2 separate regions of the Homo sapiens genome follow, and region 2 is linked to region 1. A link is an interaction called in ENCODE POLR2A ChIA-PET data of the cell type or tissue named here. Cell type or tissue: Panc1. All regions are shown on one strand. Each heading gives the region's core, and the rest is flanking DNA. Links, peaks and the distances in the headings are about the cores only.

The links. Peaks named below come from ENCODE experiments on the same cell type or tissue, not always from the same donor. Only the 100,000 strongest peaks of a DNase experiment are listed, where the experiment ranks them.
Region 2: POLR2A ChIA-PET joins it to region 1 with 6 read pairs; 3 of 35 experiments call an interaction of 5 or more read pairs at or near these places.

The regions. Positions count from the first base shown.
Region 1 is chr20:5,985,118-5,992,690 of GRCh38, reverse strand. It overlaps MCM8 (minichromosome maintenance 8 homologous recombination repair factor), which reads right to left. Exons shown (of 19, transcript NM_032485.6): 16 at 6,560-6,769; 17 at 5,333-5,409. MCM8-AS1 (MCM8 antisense RNA 1) reads left to right here. Exons shown (of 5, transcript NR_110101.1): 5 at 1,223-1,896. Among named protein-coding and RNA genes, the nearest start is that of MCM8-AS1, 17 kb to the left of the region's middle. In Panc1, for the core only: a CTCF peak has its summit at 2,951; no DNase peak of the experiment used is centred there.
Region 2 is chr20:5,510,840-5,518,412 of GRCh38, reverse strand. No RefSeq gene overlaps it. Among named protein-coding and RNA genes, the nearest start is that of LINC01729, 4.6 kb to the right of the region's middle. In Panc1, for the core only: no CTCF peak of the experiment used is centred there; a DNase peak (open chromatin) is centred at 4,072.

The DNA.
Region 1 (7,573 bases), core at 795-5,794:
TGGGTTATAAACAATAAAGCTTCCTTTTGTTCCTTGAATAGTTAAAAGCCTACGTTATGCAAATAGGAATGAGTCATTCAAATAAAACTATTAAAAATGATAAAACAGTAAGATGGTAAGTGTTTTCCTCTGAAATACAGCATAATCTCTTTTAAGATGAACCTCCCATATGCTTGTTTCTCATGAGAAAGTTGTTAAAAATGCTTTCAGTTAATAATAATAGGTAACATTTATCTTAATTATATTTGTTTAACATAGGCTATCCCACTTAATCCTCCCAGCAATCCTGTGATTTAGGAACTATTCTTATTCCCATTTTACGGATGAAAAAACATTCTTATTAGGTTGGTGCAAGAGTAATAGAGGTTTTTGAAATTGCTTTTCTTATGGCAAAAACTGCAACTACTTTTGCACCAACCTATGCTAAGATTAAAGTGACTTGCCAGAAGTTACACAACTAGTAAGTGGCATATCTCAGATTTGAATCTGCTACACTGCTTCAGATTTTAAAAAGCTATGTAAAATATTTGAGCTAGTTTCCTGAAATAGAAAAAAACAATGATCTTTCACCTTTGAAGGTGGCTCTGTTCTCTTCTGCTACCTAGTATGTTTTCAATTTTAGGAGAAAGCTTATGTGAACTGTCTACTAAATATAAGCATTTAGTTTTTTAAAATACAGCTAAGTGCTCTGGTAACTCAGACAAGCTATGTCACAGTTTAAGAATTTTCTTATTCAACTGTCAGCTTCCCAGTTAAAATGTAATCTTAAAAGGTTTAAAACCACATTAAGGGCAAAGACTGAACGAAGCTGAAGAGATGAAAACTCTGAAATGGAAGATTTAATGAATGAATGAATCATTACTAAGGTCAACTTTACTATCAGTGCAGGACATTTACTGAAGGCCTACTTTATGACAGGCATGATTCTGGGCCCTGGGAATATACTGGTAAATGAGTCAGATAAGGTCCCTGCTCTCATAAACTAAGGAAAGAATGCATGTTGAGCATAACAAACAGATAATTCATAATCTAATTTCATTGTGTTTCACTGGATCTTGATCTCTACCATGAACATAGTGTCAGGTAATTCCAATCAAACTATTTTCTTTTTCCTGAAAATTTTTATGAATGCCAGTAAACATACTGAGACAATTCAGGGAAACAATCTGGTAATGTCATGTGGGTACTGTTTACACTTAATAATAAGACCTCTTTTTTTCAGGGGCCCAGATGTAAACTGATCTGAAACTTGTTCAAATTTACCACCAAAGCAACTCTGGGAAGCAGTACAAATACAGAGTTCCATGAGACAACACTTAAGAGTTCCTCTTGGACAGGAAAGCACATGCAAACACTGTCCAACATGAGTATTCAGACATGCAGAGAAATCTTATACCAAGTATAACCAACCATAAATGGGCAATATAGCATTTTTACTGAAAAGGTAAATATAGCCTAATTTACTCTGCTTAAGCATGATGCTCAGATAGGAGAACTAATCTACCGTGTCCACAGACCAGTGAATTTACTGTGGGGAAACAGTAAACAGTTGAGGTGACGTCTATGGTCTAAGGCCTGCAGAAATTGAGCAATGGTAAAGCCTCAAGAGGAGAATGTTACAGGTTAAGAGAGAAAAGGAGCAGGGTAGTGTACCCCTTAGTTTGCTCGACAGATGAACAGTCTACAAAGTAGAAACATGACATTCAGGAGAGCCAGGCACCAGAAGACCCAGAGGGCCAGAGATCATTAAAAGGAAAAAGAAATCAGGAGTGGGAATCTCAGCCACACTCCCAAAGGTGGAGTGTTCAAGTGCAGGATGCAGAGAAAGCAAGATGCACACATTCTAGACTGTAAGTCAACAAGCAACTTCTCATCATTAAATAAGAAGTGCCTATTTTTGGTCTTTGTTTTTTTTATAGGAAAAAAAGTTAAAATTAAAAAAAATTCTGAAATTTTGGTTGGGTTGTGACTTACTTTCCTAATGGGAAAAAATATCTCTGCTAGGTCAGTCTCTAGTCTGGTCTCTTAGAAAGCCATACCCACAAGAAGTCAGGCAGACAACTAGATTTTGTGGCCATTCTTTTACTTCATATGCTAGCACACCATGCCCCTAGCAGCAAGTTGTATGAGAAAGTCTAGTAAATTCCTAGACTATCTGGTTGCTTATAAATGGCAACTAGAGGGTCTCCAACATAATGAGATCAACTGGAGAGGGACTAAAGCCAGGTTGGTAAAATTTTCAGCTACAAGATCCCTCAAACCCTAGTACTGAATCACATAAAGAGAGAAAATTGATGGGTCAAGGACTGTGTGATGTCAGGCGCGGTGGCTCCCACCTGTAATCCCAGCACTTTGGGAGGCCAACGTGGGCAGATCACCTGAGGTCAGGAGTTCAAGACTAGCCTGGCCAACTTGGCAAAACCCCGTCTCTACCAAAAATACAAAAAAATTAGCTGGGCGTGGTGGCAGGTGCCTGTAATCCCAGCTATTCAGGAGGCTGAGGCAGGAGAATCGCTTGAACCCAGGAGGCAGAGGTTGCAGTGAACTGAGATCACGCCACTGTACTCTCCAGCCTGGATGACAGAGTGAGACTCTGTCTAAATAAAAGAGAAAAAAAAAAAAGCACTGTGTGATGCCATACCAATAGGATACTTAGACACAGAAGGTAAGTTGTTAGAAATTAGCTCAAAGGGTTGGGAGTCAATAATTATTAATTTTTCTTATTATGAGGCAGTTACTTTGGTGCCACCAATAAAAAATTAAGAGCTGTCAATTCTAGAATCTTTAAAGCTTTCAAAGACAGCCAGTAGAACCTCACGGTTGCTTACAAACTCTGAGACTGAATTAAGGAGAAAGGTTCCTCTTCTTCCATGGACTCCCTCTAAGGGCAGGAAACAACCTGCAGATTCTTGTACCTTCAGGAGGTGACATGGGTGCCCTTCTACCCATCTGCATACCTCTAGAGGCAGCAGAGAGAAGACAGCAGCCTCCAGGGATGGGGCAGTACCAGGCTGGGGACAAAGAGACAACTAGGTAAAGTCTCTCCCTATGAGGAAAAGACAAGAAGAAAAGGATCTGCAGCTAAGACATACTGCACAATTTAGATGGAGAGCACTGAGGACTAGACCATAAAAATTCTTTGAAAAGGGTGATTTTGGAAACTTCTTATCTAGGGTGAGATCTGCCAGTTTTTGAGGCCTTTGGTTTATGGTATAACTCAGAGAAAAGGGGATCTGCTCAGCCTCATCTGAGTATCAACAAAACTTACACTATCAGGCCAGGCGTGGTGGCTCATGCCTGTAATCCCAGCACTTTGGGAGGACAAGGCAGGCAGATCACTTAAGGCCAGCACTTTGAGACCATCCTGGCCAACATGGTGAAACCCCATCTCTACTAAAAATACAAAAATTAGCAGGTGTGGTGGCATGCACCTGTAGTCCCAGCTACATGGGAGGCTCAGGCAGGAGAATTGCTTGAACCCAGGGGGCGCAGGCTGCAGTGAGCCAATATCACACCACTGCACTCCAGCCCGGGCGACAGAGCCAGACTGTCTCAAAAAAAAAAAAAAAAGACTTGCGCTATTGATAGTAAACAGTGTTTACTGAGTGTTCTCTAATGTATCAGAACCGTATTCGTCACTTTATTGAGCATCACTGCATGACACCTCAGAGCACAATCCTTTGTGGTGTGTTTTACACCAGAGGAAACTGAGAAGCAGTGTGTAACCTGCCATGGCAGCTCCAGGTTGAACTCCAAAGCCCTTGCTCTTCCAGCTATGCTGCACTTTTATTCACAGCCAAAGGGGAATAGCTGGGCAAAACCACCTGGGCAAAACCACCTGGTTCTGACACCACGCAAACCTCAGAATCAGCAGCTACTAGGACAAAAGAATTCATCTACCTTAGAAGAATTAGAAATTACTTAACAAAATTAGATAATTTCATCTTCAATATATTTTTTGGTCTTGGAAAAGTAGACTCCTAACAGATAATGTATTTTCATTGCTATCAGAGGATATTAAAAATGCATTTTAAATGAAAAAAGCAAGGTATAGCATGTATATGGTATGTTGTTATAGTTACCATTTGTCTACAAAGGGGAAAAAAGAATATATAGATATGTAGTCACACAAAAAACTGCTAATAATTGCCACTGGCTAGCAGGAAGAACGGGGTAACTATTAAGCTGAGTAGGAGGAAACTTTTTCCACTATATACTTTTTTTTTTTTGAGACAGAGTCTTGCTCTGTCACCCAGGCTAGAGTACAGTGGCACAATCTCAGCTCACTGCAACCTCCACCTCCCAGGTTCAAGCAAATCTCCCGCCTCAGCCTCCCAAGTAACTGAGATTACAGGCACTAGCCACCACGCCCAGCTAATTTTTTGTATTTTTAGTAGAGACGGGGTTTCACCATGTTGCCCAGACTGGTCTCGAACTCCTGACCTCAGGTGATCCACTTGCCTCGGCCTCCCAAAGTGCTGGGATTACAGGTGTGAGCCACCATACCTGGCCTATACTTTTTGAACTTTGGAATTTTGAAGCTTATGAAAGTATGGACCTATTAAAAAAATTTTTTTATCTGGAATAAAAAAAACTACCCAAAATAATATTACTGATTTTTAAAAATCTATGTCTAAGGTAAACATATATGCTCAACTAATTTTTCTTTTCTACCTTCTAGGAATCATTATCTACTAAATGATGTAAAATGCAAAGGATACAATTTAGCAATATTTATCAAAAACCTATAGTATTTACTGTTGAACCCAGAAATATCGCTTCTGAGAATTTATCACGTAGGTGCACAACTTACCCACATATGAAGTATCTTACGTAGAACATTACTCATTGTAGCATTATTTAAAAGCACAAGAATGGAAAATATTTATGTGTCAATAGGGGACTGATCAAATATACTATATAGTATATCTACACAATAGAATACTCTAGCTATAAAAAAAGAGTCTCTAATAAAAAAAGATCTCTGGATATATTGTTAAAATTCAAAACCAGTACAGAAGAGTATAAACAGCAGACTGTGGAAAAGCAATGGGTGTCTGGGTGAAGGGCGAGTAGGTGGTAAATAGCTCTTCTCCAATAGGTTTTGGAACTGATTTTAGCACTATGTAAATGTATTACTCATTCAAAAAAATTTCTAATGTAAAGATTATTTACACAGTGAGAAATATTTTAAACTAAGAAACGGTACTCTGTTTAGGAGGAAAATAAGTGACCCAATGGGCTAAATAAAAGTAGCCTTGGCCTATTACCTAATTTGAGATGGGAAGATAACTGGTATTTCATTTAAAACAATTTGAAATTTTTATCTTACCTATATTTCATAATTTCCACTATATCCTCAGCGTCTTCTTTGGTTGCTTCCTCTCTCAATTCCAACCTTGCTCGTGCCTTTAAAAGAAAACACCATTTTCAGATGACGAAAGATGAATATATTTACCATAGTATGTCTAAGCTTTACTTCATTTACTTGTTTTACACAAAAACTGACCTTTAGGCGAGGAAGGTTATAACATCAAAAGTCAAAATATGGAAGTAATTCTCTGGGCTGGGGGTGGTGGCTCACGCCTATAAACCCAGCACTTTGGGAGGCTGAGGTGGGAGGATCACTTGAGCCCAGGAGTTCGAGACCAGCCTGAGCAACAAAGTGAGGACCTGTCTCTACAAAAAAATTTTCAAATTAGCTGGGTGCGGTGGTGTATGCCTGTAGTCCCAGCTACTTGGGAAGCTGAGGTGGGAGGATCCCTTGAGCCTGGGAGGAGAGGCTGCAATGAGGCTTGATCATGCCACTGAACTCCAGCCTAGGTGACAGAGGGAGACCCTGACTCAGGGCAAACAAACAAAAAAAATCTGTGAAACCTTGACTATGAAAATTACAACTCACTTAAAATAAGGATAAACCTCATTTTTACTTGTTAACGTATATTTCTGAGTGATCATTTCAGGAGATTTGATGATGAAATACACTTGGTTTTCCCTTGCCTTTTACTTTTAGGAAATCATACCTAACCAATATGGTAAAACAACAAAGAAGAATTAATCAGATTTTAGGAGCAAAAAGCCCAAACTCTGAGCTAGCTAATTTTTACTGCCAGAGTTCTCTTAGTATTTCAAACTGTGAATAGATATTACTGCTGTTAAAAACACAGGAACTATCCTTGTGGACCTGTCATGTAAAAAAATAAAATACTCAAGATACCTGACACATTCCATGTTCCCATATACTCAACTTGGGTCTCATACTCCTAGTTAACCTAACCACTTTTCAGATATTCCAGGAGTCTCCTAAGAGTCAGTCAAAGAAAAACAAAAGAAAAGTTGCATGCTAAGTAATTGATTCTGTGACTAGAAAGAAGTAGCTATACTTGGATATGTTATAGACATGACAAAATCTTTTAAAAAACTTTCATCCATCCATTTCTAACATCTCTCTATAGAAAGGAAAATGGAGTCAATTATGCAGAAAATACTTCAAAAGAGAAGTCAAGGCACACCCTTCCCCTTTAAGCCAAAAAAAGCATGACCATAAAAAGAAACAAACCTCTGTCAGACGAATCAAAGATTCCAGCTGCCTGGTAGTGATTGGTGAGCTATTTAACCTCTGGCTCTGTTTCCGGAGCTCAAGGTAAAAATCTTGAAGAACTCGAGCAGCTTCTGTGGATAGCCTTGGGTACACATACTGCCGAGCATAGCCAATGTACTTTCTCAATAGCTGGTGGGGAATGGGATCTATTGTTTCTCCAGGAACCACCTGAAGCATGATTAAAAGGCCCAAGATAACAAGGATAAGTAGCAAATAAAATATTTCTGCTAAAATAACTTGTTTAGGCCAGGTGCAGTGGCTCACGCCTGTAATCCCTGCGCTTTGGGAGGCCAAGGAGGACACATCACCTGAGGTCAGGAGTTCAAGACTAGCCTGGCCAACACAGCAAAACCCCATCTCTACCAAAAATACAAAAATTAGCCGGGCGTGGTGGCACGTGCCTGGAGTCCCAGCTACTTGGGAGACTGAGGCAGGAGAATCACTTGAACCCGGGAGACAGAGGTTGCAGTGAGCCAAGATCACACCACTGCACTCCAGCCTGAGCGATAAGAGTGAGACTATGTCTCAGAATAAATAAATAACTTGTTTAGATAAATATACAATTCTAAAAGACTCTCCAAATCAACCAAACACTTTATCTGTAGGTCTCATCTTAGCTGACTTAGATTCCTTTTTTTTTTTTTTTTTGAGACAGTCTCGCTCTGTCACTCAGGCTGGAGTGCAGTGGTGAGATCTCAGCTCACTGCAACCTCCGCCTCCCAGGTTCAAGCAATTCTCCTGCCTCAGCCTCCCAAGTAGCTGGGATTACAGACACGCACCACCATGCCCAGCTAATTTTTGTATTTTTAGTAGAGATGGGGTTTCATCATGTTGGCCAGGATGGTCTCGATCTCTTGACCTCATGATCCACCTGCCTCGGCCTCCCAAAGTGCTGGGATTACCGGCATAAGCCACCACGCCAGGCCGACTTGGATTATTTCAGATGAAGTTTACGTAAACTCTAGTATGGAA
Region 2 (7,573 bases), core at 1,011-6,010, 470 kb after region 1:
AAGCATTCCTATTTCTCCACATCCTCACCAGCACCTGTTGTTTCCTGACTTTTTAATGATCGCCATTCTAACTGGTGTGAGATGGTATCTCATTGTGGTTTTGATTTGCATTTCTCTGATGGCCAGTGATGATGAGCATTTTTTCATGTGTCTGTTGGCTGCATAAATGTCTTCTTTTGAGAAGCGTCTGTTCATATCCTTTGCCCACTTATTGATGGGATTGTTTGATTTTTTCTTGTTAATTTGTTTGAGTTCATTGTAGATTCTGGATATTAGCCCTTTGTCAGATGGGTAGATTGTAAAAATTTTCTCCCATTCTGTAGGTTGCCTGTTCACTCTGATGGTAGTTTCTTTTGCTGTGCAGAAGCTCTTTAGTTTAATTAGATCCCATTTGTCAATTTTGGCTTTTGTTGCCATTGCTTTTGGTGTTTCAGTCATGAAGTCCTTGCCCATGCCCATGGCCTGAATAGTATTACCTAGGTTTTCTTCTAGGGTTTTTATGGTTTTAGGTCTAACATTTAAGTCTTTAATCCATCTTGAATTAATTTTTGTATAAGGTGTAAGGAAGGGATCCAGTTTCAGCTTTCTACATATGGCTAGCCAGTTTTCCCAGCACCATTTATTAAATAGGGAATCCTTTCCCCATTTCTTGTTTTTGTCAGGTTTGTCAAAGATCAGATGGTTGTAGATATGTGGTATTATTTCTGAGGGCTCTATTCTGTTCCATTGATCTATATCTCTGTTTTGGTACCAATACCACGCTGTTTTGGTTACTGTGGCCTTCCAGTATAGTTTGAAGTCAGGTAGCGCGATGCTTCCAGCTTTGTTCTTTTGGCTTAGGATTGTCTTGGCAATGTGGGCTCTTTTTTGGTTCCATATGAACTTTAAAGTAGTTTTTTCCAATTTTGTGAAGAAAGTCATTGGTAGCTTGATGGGGATGGCATTGAATCTATAAATTACCTTGGGCAGTATGGCCATTTTCACAATATTGATTCTTCCTACCCATGAGCATGGAATTTTCTTCCATTTGTTTGTGTCCTCTTTTATTTCGTTGAGCAGTGGTTTGTAGTTCTCCTTAAAGAAGTCCTTCACGTCCCTTGTAAGTTGGATTCCTAGGTATTTTATTCTCTTTGAAGCAATTGTGAATGGGAGTTCACTCATGATTTGGCTCTCTGTTTGTCTGTTATTGGTGTATACGAATGCTTGAGATTTTTGCACATTGATTTTGTATCCTGAGACTTTGTTGAAGTTGCTTATCAGCTTAAGGAGATTTTGGGCTGAGACGATGGGGTTTTCTAAATATACAATCATGTCATCTGCAAACAGGGACAATTTGACTTCCTCTTTTCCTAATTGAATACCCTTTATTCCTTTCTCTTGCCTGATTGCCCTGGCCAGAACTTCCAACACTATGTTGAATAGGAGAGTGGTGAGAGAGGACATCCCTGTCTTTTATTTTTTTTAATTTTTTATTTTATTTTATTTTATTTTTTTATTATACTTTAAGTTTTAGGGTACAAGTGCACAATGTGCAGGTTAGTTACATATGTATACATGTGCCATGTTGGTGTGCTGCACCCAGTAACTTGTCATATAACATTAGGTATATCTCCTAATGCTATCCCTCCCCAATCTCCCCACTCCATGACAGGCCCCAGTGTGTGATGTTCCCCTTCCTGTGTCCATGTGTTCTCATTGTTCAATTCCTACCTATGAGTGAGAACATGCAGTGTTTGGTTTTCTGTCCTTGCGATAGTTTGCTGAGAATGATGCTTTCCAGCTTCATCCATGTCCCTACAAAGGACATGAACTCATCATTTTTTATGGCTGCATAGTATTCCACGGTGTATATATGCCACATTTTCTTAATCCAGTCTATCATTGTTGGACATTTGGCTTGGTTCCAAGTCTTTGCTATTGTGAATAGTGCCGCAATAAACATACGTGTGCATGTGTCTTTACAGCAGCATGATTTATAATCCTTTGGGTATATACCCAGTAATGGGATGGCTGGGTCAAATGGTATTTCTAGTTCTACATCCCTGAAGAATCACCACACTGACTTCCACAATGGTTGAACTAGTTTACACTCCCACCAACAGCGTAAAATTGTTCCTATTTCTCCACATCCTCTCCAGCACCTGTTGTTTCCTGACTTTTTAATGATCGCCATCTATCTGGTGTGAGATGGTATCTCATTGTGGTTTTGATTTGCATTTCTCTGATGGCCAGTGATGATGAGCATTTTTTCATGTGTCTTTTGGCTGCATAAATGTCTTCTTTTGAGCAGTGTCTGTTCATATCCTTTGCCCACTTTTTGATGGGGTTGTTTTTTTCTTGTAAATTTGTTGGAGTTCATTGTAGATTCTGGATATAAAATCAATGTGCAAAAATCACAAGCATTCTTATACACCAATAACAGACAAACAGAGAGCCAAATCATGAGTGAACTCCCATTCACAATTGCTTCAAAGAGAATAAAATACCTAGGAATCCAACTTACAAGGGACGTGAAGGACCTCTTCAAGGAGAACTACAAACCACTGTTCAACAAAATAAAAGAGGATACAAACAAATGGCAGAACATTCCATGCTCATGGGTAGGAAGAATCAGTAAAGTGAAAATGGCCATACTGCCCAAGGTAATTTATAGATTCAATGCCATCCCCATCAAGCTACCAGTGACTTTCTTCACAGAATTGGGAAAAACTACTTTAAGGTTCATATGGAACCAAAAAAGAGCCTGCATTGGCAAGTCAGTCCTAAGCCAAAAGAACAAAGCTGGAGGCATCACACTACCTGACTTCAAACTATACTACAAGGCTACAGTAACCAAAACAGCATGGTACTGGTACCAAAACAGAGATATAGACCAATGGAACAGAACAGAGTCCTCAGAAATAATGCTGCATATCTACAACCATCTGATCTTTGACAAACCTGACAAAAACAAGAAATGGGGAAAGGATTCCCTATTTAATAAATGGTGCTGGGAAAACTGGCTAGCCATATGTAGAAAGCTGAAACTGGATCCCTTCCTTACATCTCATACAAAAATTAATTCAAGATGGATTAAAGACTTAAATGTTAGACCTAAAACCATAAAAACCCTAGAAGAAAACCTAGGCAATACCATTCAGGCCATAGGCATGGGCAAGGACTTCATGACTAAAACACCAAAAGCAATGGCAACAAAAGCCAAAATTGACAAATGGGATCTAATTAAACTAAAGAGCTTCTGCACAGCAAAAGAAACTACCATCAGAGTGAACAGGCAACCTACAGAATGGGAGAAAATTTTTGCAATCTACTCATCTGACAAAGAGCATCTCTGTCTTGTGCCGGTTTTCAAAGGGAATGCTTCCAGTTTTTGCCCATTCCATATGATATTGGCTGTGGGTTTGTCATAAATAGCTCTTATTATTTTGAGATACGTCCCATCAATACCTAGTTTATTGAGAGTTTTTAGCATGAAGGGCTGTTGAATTTTGTCAAAGGCCTTTTCTCCATCTACTGAGGTAATCATGTGGTTTTTGTCATTGGTTCTGTTTATATGATGGATTACGTTTATTGATTTGTGTATGTTGAACCAGCCTTACATCCCAGGGATGAAGCCCACTTGATCATGGTGGATAAGCTTTTTGATGTACTGCTGGATTCGGTTTGCCAGTATTTTATTGAGGATTTTTGCGTCGATGTTCATGAGGGATATTGGTCTAAAATTCTCTTTTTTTGTTGTGCCTCTGCCAGGCTTTGATATCAGGATGATGTTTGCCTCATAAAATGAATTAGAGAGGATTCCCTCTTTTTCTATTGATTGGAATAGTTTCAGAAGGAATGGTACCAGCTCCGACATAAGAGGTTTTCTAAGTGAAGCTTTGGTATTAGCTCTGTGGGCTCGAACAAGTGTAAATTCACTGAGGCACTTCCACTTGAAGACTTGTTTTCTGATTTTCTCATATTTGCCTCTAGGGTAGTGGGCCTCGTTTTGGTTACTGATGTTTGCATTCCTTTCTTTAGTGTCATGTTGAGTCACTAAGTAATTATCATCAAAGGGCCAAGGACATTAACATCATGGAACGGGGCTTGTACATGATTTTGGACTTTACACTGAGGCGTTGTCCTTCCACTTTCCTTATCCCCACGACTTCTCGTCTTTTGAAGCAGCCAGCTCTACCCTGGCTCCCTAGGCCTCACAGTCCCCTGGTGGCCCTGGGTATACTCAATACTAGAGTCCTATTTGTAGGATTTTGGGAAGAAAGGGATCAGAGGCAGCATAGGGCCTAGAGAACTATATCTCTATGCCCAGATTTCCTCCTGCCTTGTCTCAGGTCTGGAGAATCAATACTGTCTTTTTTGGCTCAGGTGCTGGTTGCTCACAGAGTCTTCAACTGTCTTCCCAGGGCTCACCTCTCCTCAGAGCTTTTGCACTACTCCTCCCATCCTTTATTTTCTAGAATCATATTTTCAAAAGGTTTCTCACTGGTTTTGTCCTTTTAAAAATTTGAGGCCAGGCGCGGTGTCTCATGCCTGTAATCCCAGCACTTTGGGAGGGCGAGGTGGGTGGATCACCTAAGGTCGGGAGTTCGAGACCAGCCTGGCCAGCACGGTGAAACTCTGTGTCTACTAAAAAAAATACAAAATATTAGCTGGGTGTGGTGGCAAGCACCTATAATCCCAGCTAGTCAGGAAGCTGAGGCAGGAGAATCACTTGAACCTGGGAGGCAGAGGTTGCAGTAAGCTGACATCCCGTCATTGCACTCCAACCTGGGCTACAGAGTGAGACTCTGTCTTAAAACAAACAAACAAAAATTTGATATTGGCTGGGCATGATGGCTCACGCCTGTAATCCCACCACTTAGGGAGGCCGAGGCAGGTGGATCGCCTGAGGTCAGGAGTTCAAGACCAGCCTGGCCAACGTGGTGAAACCGCATCTCTACTAAAAATACAAAAATTAGCGGGTGTGGTGGTGGGCCCCTGTAATTCCAGCTACTCGGGAGGCTGAGGCAGGAAAATTGCTTGAAACTGGGAGGCAGAGGTTGCAGTGAGCCAAGATCACACCACTTCACTCCAGCGTGAGCGAAAGAGCAAGACTCCATCTCAAAAAAAAAAAAAAAAAGATAAAAATAAAAATCTGATATTTTAGCTACTGTCGTTGGATCTCAGTAAGGCCTCTGCACCCATTCCCTCCCTTTGTGATTCATCCATGGACATCCACCTCCATTGATTTGAAAACTATCTCAGCAATATTCCTTGCCTTCTTCCGCCTCCAGCCGATCTCTCACTCCATCCCACCTGCCTGTTGTTCTCCCTTATGGAATAAAGACATGTCCCACACTTTAGAGATTAAAAAAAGATAAAAAAAAAAAAAAAGAGGGTGGACGTGTCAAGATCACACAGAGCTGGGAATGTGGTAAGCCCTTGAAACTGGGTCTCAACAACAAGGCTGCCTTCCAGAGATTGCTAATATCTGAGAGTCCCAGTGAGCTGGGGTGAACCCAGGGCCTAAGAATGGCTCTCTGGTTCCACCACTTCCAAAGCCACACCCAGTGCACATGGCCTGAGGCTTCCATGGTGATGGTAAAGAAACCTCCCCTGCTGCCTCTCCCAATACTGCCGAGTCCCCTCTCATCTTATTCATGCTAAATGTACAGATGTGATCAATAGAATCAAAGGGAAATCGAGCCCTGAGGAGAGGGCCAGACTCCGGGAGGAGAGGGGTTGGAGTCAAACGGGGGGATCTGCAGCTCTGAGTGCAGGGGCTTCAAACCTTAAGAGCTCGACAGCAGTGTGAAGTGGAATCGGGGGGAATGAGGTCCAAGTTTATGTTGGGAAGAATATAAGCATGATTTGGAGATTCCTGGTGTTCATGTGTCCCCAACAAGTACAGCTGGGAGGCACTGGAGGAAAGATTGGTGCTAGAAGTTCATGTGGGAACAGGGCAGACCCTTGGATAAATGTGGGGTCTCTTAGGCATTGCAGGGGTTTGAATAGAGGCCCTAACACTGTGGTGGGGATAGTGCCAAAGAACTCCAACATGTATTTTATCAGGGGTTTAACATAAATATCAATTCTGGAGAAAATCGGCACCAGGAGTTAAAATCTCATTTAATCTTCTATAAGATGCTATATATGTGGAAAACAAAGTTAAGTGTCAAATTATTACCAAATTGCTGCAACAAATGACCAATGCAGCAATCCCGCATAGCTATAAGGGCTCAGGGAACAGAGGGGGTCACCATCACCCTGGGAGAAGGAGACAGCACAGAAGAAGGTCTGTGACTCAGCTCAAAGACAGGAAAATGGTTTTGTGGGCAGGCAATGAGGAAAGGGGGACAGAGTTGCAGTTTTCTGAGATAAAGCCTCTTAGGTGTTTTTTGACTACTTGATTGTTCCCTGTGAATGTATAAGTTTGATTTTAAAAATAAATAGAGAAGAGCCTCTTTCCTGACACCACCCAATCTCTGAGCCCCACAGATGATGTTCTAGTTTCTTGCAGGAGGTTCTGGTCCCACCTGCCTGCTCCCTTCTAAGACAACCCCACCAGCAAGGAGGTCTTCTAGTTCTTTCTGTGAGTGTTCTCTTGCTGGTCCTGGCTTGGGCCCCTGGGCCCAGGAACCTCTGGGTTCTCTCAGCTACACTTCCATCCGTGGTCCCCAACCTCAGTGTCCAGGATGCTGTGGCTGACCTCCTGGAGGGAGTGTGGCTCCTCACAGGTATCTACCTTGTAGTGCATCAGGCCAGGCCTCCTGCGGCAGCTCTCTGATGACCGAGTGTGGTGGGGATGCTAAGGCCAGGCTGGTTGCCCAGACCTACTTTGCTGCCTGACTGTTTCAAATAGTTGGTGAAGGCTCTGGATTTTCCTCAGAACTGTGGTCCGGAGTGCTCCCACCCCTTCTCTTCCCCTCTCTCCCTCACATTGGGAGTGAGACTTGCTTCATGGTCCGGTGGCTCTCCCAGTCTTTTGTAACTCTTTTCACAAAGGTATATCTCCCACTAAAACCCTTGCAATTTAATCCTGTCTTGGTGTCTGCTTCTCAGAAGAGCTGGATAACACACTCCAACCCTTCTCTCAGTCCCTGCAGCCCCTGTGGTGGGGTTGACTGTGGGTGACCACAGAGCCAGGCTGGCCTCGTCCAAACCGCAGGCTGCTACTTCACAAGGCCTGACCCCACTAAGAACTGTGTTTCTCCATGTTTCTGCTGGTCATATCCAGTGCATCTAGATTGCCTTTTTTTTTTGAGATGGAGATTCGCTCTTGTTGCCCAGGCTGGAGTGCAATGGCATGATCTTGGCTCACTGCAACTTCCGCCTCCCAGGTTCAAGCAATTCTCCTGTCTCAGCCCCCCGAGTAGCTGGAATTACAGTCATGAGCCACCACACTCGGCTAATTTTGTATTTTTAGTAGAGACAGGGTTTCTCCTTGTTGGTCAGGCTCGTCTCAAACTCCTGACCTCAGGTGATCCACCCGCCTTGGCCTCCCGAAGTGCTGGGATTACAGGCGTGAGCCACCATGCCTGGCTCATTTTTTTTTCTTTTTTAAGTAGAGATGGGGTTTTGCCATGTTGCCAAG